Regions from separate parts of the Homo sapiens genome. Here region 1 is linked to region 2. A link is a contact called in ENCODE Hi-C data. All regions are on one chromosome and are shown on one strand. Each heading gives the region's core, a stretch centred on a gene start or an enhancer-like site at or near the end of the contact. The rest is flanking DNA. Distances are from core to core; before and after follow the strand shown. Region 1 holds the start of SHISAL2A (shisa like 2A). Region 2 holds the start of EPS15-AS1 (EPS15 antisense RNA 1).

Region 1 (3,363 bases), core at 657-3,156, 1.1 Mb after region 2:
ATCACTTGAGGTCAGGAGTTCAAGACCAGCCTGGGCAACATGGTGAAACCCTGTCTCTACTGAAAATACAAAAATTAGCCAGGCGTGGTGACGCATGCCTGTAATCCCAGCTGCTTGGGAGGCTGAGGCAGGAGAATCACTTGAACCCTGGAGACAGAGGTTGCAGTGAGCCGAGATTCCAGCCTGGATGACAAAGTGAGACTCCATCTCAAAACAAAACACAAAAAACAAAAACAAAAAAAAACCCACTATTCTGAATAGGGGTTCATAGGCTTCATCAGACTGCCAAGGGGGACATGGAGACAGACATGGGTATCAGCCCTGCCTGGGCCATTGATCGCTGTGTGGTATTGGACTTGTTATTTCAGGCACATTCACCCCTGCGTGGCTCACCCCAGAGGGCTGTTGGGAGGAACAAATTAATTCTTGGCTGGGAGAGGGTTTTGGAAATTGTTGGAGGCTTTCTAGTTTTGCCAAAAGCCAGGGCAGAGCGCTTTCTTCCTCCCAGCTGATCTCCAGGCCTCCAGGAAGCCTCTCCCTCCCAGAGGATTCCTCCCCTGTACTCTCCATCTGATAAAGAGGCTGAAGTGCACCCTCATTAGTGTAGGCTCTCCAGCTCCCAGTCTGCTCAGACCCACAGCTCAGGGGAGGAATGTTCTGGAGGATAATAACAGTTCCCTCCAGCTTTCATATTTGACCTTACAGTGACTCTTGAGGACACCGCCTCCCTCAGAGCCCTCCCCTGCTTCCTCAGATGGTGCCCCTCTGTGTCCAGGTCCTTGCATTTCCCTTTTTACTGCCCTGTGCTGTGATCGTCAGTCAGTCTGACTCCTCCATCAGACTGTGTGTTTCTCAACGGCAGGCCCAGATCTGATCCCTCTCAGGGGCCCTAGGGCCCACCCAGGTCAGGGCAGCGGCACAATCAGCATCTGAGGAGCTGGCCTGGGTGAGGACAAGGAACCCAAAGCTCAGAGAGAAACAGCAGGGAAGGGGTAGAGCTGGGCTGGAGCCCAGATCCCCTGATACCCACGGCCCGTTCCCCACACGTCCAAACCAAGGGCGAAGGAATCGGGGGTGCCCGAGGCACCACAGTAACTATTTCCTACCCTACCCACTGCTGTGAAAAATGTAGAGCTAAGGCACTGAAGGTGCTGTATGAAGCCCTTCCAGATGGCGTAAGGCAACAGGGTACATGGGGGAAGCCAAGGCACTGAGAGCCCCTTCAGACTGTGGTTCTCTGATGCTAGTGAGAACACTGCCCTTGTTCTCTGGAAGTAATTTTTCAAAATGGACAGGTCTGCTGACTTTCTTTGCTGGTCAGTGTGGGGAAGGAGGTTACCGTCTGGGCCCATCCACACCCATATTCGGCTCCTTGTCCCAGGCCAGTGGCAGGCAGTATGAACAGAAGAGTGTGGACATTGTCCGTGCACGAGCTAGCTCTCAGCGAGACTAGCAGGGACTCCAGATGATGAGGACATCTAAAAGCCCGCTAGAAAAGAGGCACCATGAAAGCCGCAGAAAGAGCAAGGACTTCCTACTAGGCCGCCCCCGGTTAAAATCTCGTGGGCTTAGGAACTCCGGGAAATGGCTTCTCTCTGGCCCTCAGCTCTCACCTTTAACACGGATGCGAACATCCCCGGGCCCCTGGGTTTTTGCGGAGGTTGGGTGAGGTTGTGTTCACTCTCCTCACTGACCCCGCCGTGTGGTCGCCGGCTGGTGCCTTGTCTGTCTGCCCCAGCCCCGAATGCCCCGAGACTCCCGGCGCCGGCTCGGTGCAGGTAAGGCGCCCGCGCCCTGGCCTCGAATTCCCGCCCCGCCACTCTGGCCGCGTCGTGCTGTCGTTGCGCACCCAGCGCCCTCGTGCAGGCAGGGGGAGCGCAGTGGGGAGGGGGCAGGAAGCGCAGGCAGAGCCAGGCGAGCACGCGGCTCCCGGCCCAGCTCCCCGCGTCCGCTCCGGCTCCTGCCGCGTTCCAGCAGCCGTCACTCCCGCCGCCGGCCCCCGCCGCCCGCCCCGCCTGCCCCTACCCCTCCGCGCGGGCCGGGCACCTGGCCGCCGCTCGGTCCTCGGGGCCCCGCGCTGCTGTCTCTGTCTCGGCTTCTCTCGGCCCCTGGGTCTCTTCGTCTCTGCCGTTCTCAGGCTCAGCTCCGTCTCGCTCGGTCCCTCGCTTCCCCGCCGGGCTCTAGCCGGCCGTCTGGTGGCCCGAGGTGGCGGCGGGCTGGGCGCGGGGCGCGATGAGCGGCGCCTGCACGAGCTACGTGAGCGCAGAGCAGGAGGTGGTGCGCGGCTTCAGCTGCCCGCGGCCGGGGGGCGAGGCGGCCGCTGTCTTCTGCTGCGGCTTCCGCGACCACAAGTACTGCTGCGACGACCCGCACAGCTTCTTCCCCTACGAGCACAGCTACATGTGGTGGCTCAGGTACCGTCCCTGGCCCTCACCCTACCTTGAACCCCACTCCAGTCTCAGCGCCTTCACCCCAGCCTCAGCCCCCACCCGAGTGTCCACCTGAACATCAGCAGCAAGCTCTAGTCCTTACCGTCCTCATGCCCACAGCATCAACCACCCCGTGAAACCCCATCTCAGCTCGATTTCCTCATCCTGACCCCAACCATTATTTAGAGCCATGCTCGGACCTCCCCCTCCTCTAATCCAAAACAATCCTCACTCTATCCCCACCCCAAACTTCATTCCATCACCACCCTCATCCCAACCCCAAATCACATATCAAGCCTCCCCCTAACAGCAACTTCCATCTTCAAACATTCACAGGCAGCCCAACTCCACCCCAATCATCATCCCACCAAGGTGCCCTTCCTAATATCAACACCAGCCTTATTCCTGACTTTCCACACTCCCCAGTACTGACCCCAGACCTTATTCTATCACCAGCCCCAACCTCCTCTTCTGTCCTGCCTGCAGTCCCACCTCAGCTCTTCTCCCACATCCTGACTCCAAATATTATTAATATCTAGATCTACATCCAAACCTCAACCTCCAGACTTAACCCTCGCCTGGTGCTACACCCCAACCCCAGCCTCAGCCCAGCGTCAACCCTTGGTTCCCTTTTGTATTTAGTCATTCTTTCGGGCACTCTCTACTGAGCACTTGGTGTGTGCCAAGCCCTGTGGTGAGTGCTGGGGATGTACCCCATCCTCAAGCTAAGGCAGAAGACTCGGGAGTCAGAGCTGCCTCCAAGTTCATCATGAGACAATGGCATAGTGCAGAAGCTAGCTCAGGCCATATTCATAGAAGTGTTGACTCTCCACCCATAGGACCTCAGTTTCCCCATTTGTTCAGGGAAGAGGTTGCATTCCTGGAGCCTAAGTGTTGGCTTGAGAGGGTAATAGGTCTCAATCCCCCTGGGTCT
Region 2 (3,413 bases), core at 914-3,413:
AGAACACCTAGTAAAGACAACTGAATTAGAAAACATTTAAGGCTGTAAAGCACTAAAGAACCCAGAGAAAGTCCACTAGGTCTATAAATCATAGAACACTGTCTATAAAACAGGATCTTAAAAGTTGGAAAGGTCCTTAGATCAGCTAATTCAAACTCCTCTAGCAGAAATAAGTTCCAGGTTTTGTCTCCAAGGTCAAAGAATTGTTAACTATTTTTGTTCATGAGTATATATATCCTCAGTACCTAGAGTAATTCCTAGCACATACTGAATGCTCAGCAAATGTTTGTTGAGTCTCTTTTAAAGTTAAGAAAACTGAGGCCTGGATATTTAACCCAAACCCATACAGTTAGCTGTGGCCAAAGCAGAACTGGAACTAACATTTTGGTACTCTAGCATTCTATCATCTCTAGAAGCTAGACTATAATAATTTAGATAATTTATTTTGGTGGCTGGGGAGTTGAAGGGTTGGTTGGCAAGCTTGGAAAAAGGAAGGAAGGCATAAGCTAAAACATTTTTCACATTTTTTCCCCAAACTCAGTTTTGCTTAATTGGTAAAGGCAAGAAATTATAAACACGATAATCCCAGTACAATGTCTAGTACATAATAGGTACTATAAAAATATTTGCTGAATGAAAATCATCAACATATGAACAGAAGCAGAAATTAACTTGAGCATGTTTAATCTCCATAACTGTTATAGAACCCTTTAGAGCTTTCAGTCATTCCTACAACAGTTATTAATTACTTTCTTCCAGATAGGTACCATGGGAGAAAGATGGATTAAAAGATGTCCCTGCCCTGAATGAGCTCTCACTTGAGTATGCCTATGTCTAAATGTGTGTGCTGGGAGAGTGGGCAGGGTGGGGGGAACAGAGGATGACAAACGGGTCAGTAATGAATGTGAAACCAGGCTGCATTGTTATCTTAGTGTATTGGGCTCAGGCAGTTATAAAAAAATTAAATTAAATTTAAAAACCACAAATCTGCAAAGTTTTGAAGTAACAAGGAGGCACATTAGGGTATACTAGCAACTGGAAATGTTATTTTTTCGTGTGCCTTCGTAATCCCTCTTATTGCCTCTTCATGTTTTAAAATCAGAATATTCTGAATTTACTTATTTGAATTATCAATAAAAATTAACCACCAATGTATATTATCTCATATGTGAGGCACTGAAGGATAATAGCTACTACTGATTCCGTACTTACTGTGTACACATTAATACCTAAATATATAACCCAAGAACATATGTAAATTTTTTAAATGGCTATAAAACTGACAGAGCTTGAAGCAATTCTCCAGAGATGAATGATGTAAATAGAAGCTAAAAACATGGTATTACCCAGGGAGAGAATAAAGTATGCACACAACTGAGAAGCAATTTTACGGAAGTCTTTAAGAGCACAAAATCTTCAAGGGAAAACTCCTGCCAGAATTGGCCAACAGAGCCAGAAAACAACAGCCTGCCAACAGGGATCTTGTTTAATGCAAGTCACTAACTAGACTCACAGAAAGTGAATACCTAAAAGTCAGTGCTGTAGTTGTTCAAATTTGAGTTTTGGGAGGACCCTTCCAAACATACATAACCAAGACTAAACCACCACATTCCATGTTAAAGGGTTCTCTGCTTGTCAGAACAGGACAACCACCACCACCATCAAAAAAACTGGGAAATAGACTTTCCTTATGACACTTAGAATTCCTGCAAACACGGGTTAGTTATTTTACATGAAGCATGTACGTGACTCCTGGTTTCTGAGAAAACATTTTTTTCTCTCTATCCTACAGTGCTAGGCAAAGCACCCCAAAGCCTCTTGATTTTAAACACAGAAAACTCCACTGCCGAAATGTTTGCCCTATCCCAGCGCTAAAGCCTTAGAAGCACCGACGAATCTAGGCCAAGGAGTACAAGATGGCAGTGAGATACCACAATGCAGGCAAGGAAGACGGGATGGGCCCCAATCGGGAAGCACGCGCCACCAGCTCTGGAGAGAACCGTCTGAGGAGACGCGGGGGAGAGTTTGGGTCACAGGAGCAGGAAGGAACTGGCAGGTGTCTGTCACCTTATCATCCCGGACACCATGTTTACATTGTAATTGGCTTCTTTACAGAGAGGGAGGGACCAGGTTCCCAGTGTGAGTGATGTTTAGAGGTTTTCTGAGAAGCACAAGGACTGGACTTTGACAGGAAGCAACGAGGCAAGAGGGAAGCTCGAGAACAGGTTTTGCTGAGGATTCCCCCCAAGAAAAGTGCTCCCCGGGAGGCCGTTCCTGGCACCAAGACTGGCGGAGCCACCACACCCGTTAAAGGGATCCACCTGGACAGCGATCAGGCGTGAGCCCCCCGAGGGGAAGTTGAAGTGGAAGCAGACGTGGGTGGCAAAAGGCTGCATTGGGGGTCTGACCCAGAAGGAAACCTGATCAGGAGGGGGGAGAGGCTGAACGGAGGAAGGGGCCGGCAGAGTGGGTAGTTGAGTAGGATGAGACTTCTTTGGAGGCGAGGCTAACTACATTAAACTCTGGGAAGGGAGGGCTTCCGTCGGACCCTGGGAGAAAGGCAGGTCTGGAGAGGAAAGACTGGCTTGGGGGGCCTGCGCGTCCGGCTCTGGAAGGCAACTCCTACTGGGGGCGGCGCGCAGCCGGCCTGGCGGGCGAGCCTCGTGCGGCCCGGGGGTGCGGCCGGCCCGCGCGAGCTCAACAGGAGCTCACCTGGGATGCGTGCGGCCCTGTGGGAGGAAACTTCCTGGGTAGGTGAAAGCTGCCCCGCGGGAGCCGGCCCGGCACCGGCAGAGCGCGGCCGGGTCACAGTCCACTCGGCAGCGGCGCGGAGGGCGGCGAGGGCCGCGCGGGGCGGGGCAGGAGGCGCCCGACGACCCTGGGCGAGGTCGCGGCGGCCGCAGGGGGGCTCCGGCTCCGGAGGGCGCCCTCCCGCAGTCGCACCCGCTTTCCCTCACACACACCGGCCGCCCGGCCCACAAGCCAAGAAGCTGCCTGCTTGGCCCACAAGCCAAGAAGTCGGCGAAGCTGAGGGCGGTGGGGGAGGGGGCACCGGCCGGCCAAGCCCGGCGGACGGGCGTGTGGCGTTACCTGTGTCAGAGAGAGCTGGGCCGCCGCAGCCATGGTGTTTCCATCATGCAAGGGAGGGGAAGGAAGACGGGCTGACTGGGGCTCGGGGCGGGGAGGAGGCGGAGGGAGCGGCCGCAGGCGAGGCCGGGGCGGGCGGGCGGGCGTCTCCCCTAACTTCCACAACTTCCCTCCCCACGCCCGCCCCGCCCCGCCTGGCCCCGCCCGCCTGCCCGCCCGCCGGAGCCGGCCGCGGCGCCGCCCAAACCCTGGCGCCGGAGTCTCGGCCACCGGACCAGAGCCTGCCCCCGGGGCCGCCTTGGAAAACCCGGCGCGGACATAAAATT

The links. A loop is a pair of places that touch in the nucleus more often than their neighbours do. Pooled maps may share reads with other maps.
Region 1: a loop to region 2 is called in a map of CD8-positive, alpha-beta T cell, with 11 times the contacts of the local background. The contact joins the promoter of SHISAL2A here to the promoter of EPS15-AS1 in region 2. A Hi-C loop is called at or near these places in 1 of 168 maps with a recorded cell type or tissue (CD8-positive, alpha-beta T cell), 2 of 37 single-sample maps with no recorded cell type and 5 of 50 pooled maps.

What each region holds. Positions count from the first base shown.
Region 1 is chr1:52,631,262-52,634,624 of GRCh38, forward strand. It overlaps SHISAL2A (shisa like 2A), which reads left to right and starts at 1,907. Exons shown (of 3, transcript NM_001042693.3): 1 at 1,907-2,414. The coding sequence starts at 2,233. LOC124904178 (a long non-coding RNA gene) reads right to left here and starts at 2,194. Exons shown (of 2, transcript XR_007066084.1): 1 at 2,047-2,194. RefSeq lists silencers at 1,785-1,894, 1,985-2,174, 2,185-2,234.
Region 2 is chr1:51,516,109-51,519,521 of GRCh38, forward strand. EPS15-AS1 (EPS15 antisense RNA 1) reads left to right here and starts at 2,164. Exons shown (of 5, transcript NR_183651.1): 1 at 2,164-2,338. EPS15 (epidermal growth factor receptor pathway substrate 15) reads right to left here and starts at 3,158. Exons shown (of 25, transcript NM_001981.3): 1 at 3,091-3,158. The coding sequence starts at 3,123. It also overlaps a transcript of OSBPL9 not described here. RefSeq lists an enhancer at 2,413-3,341 and silencers at 2,572-3,041, 3,192-3,381.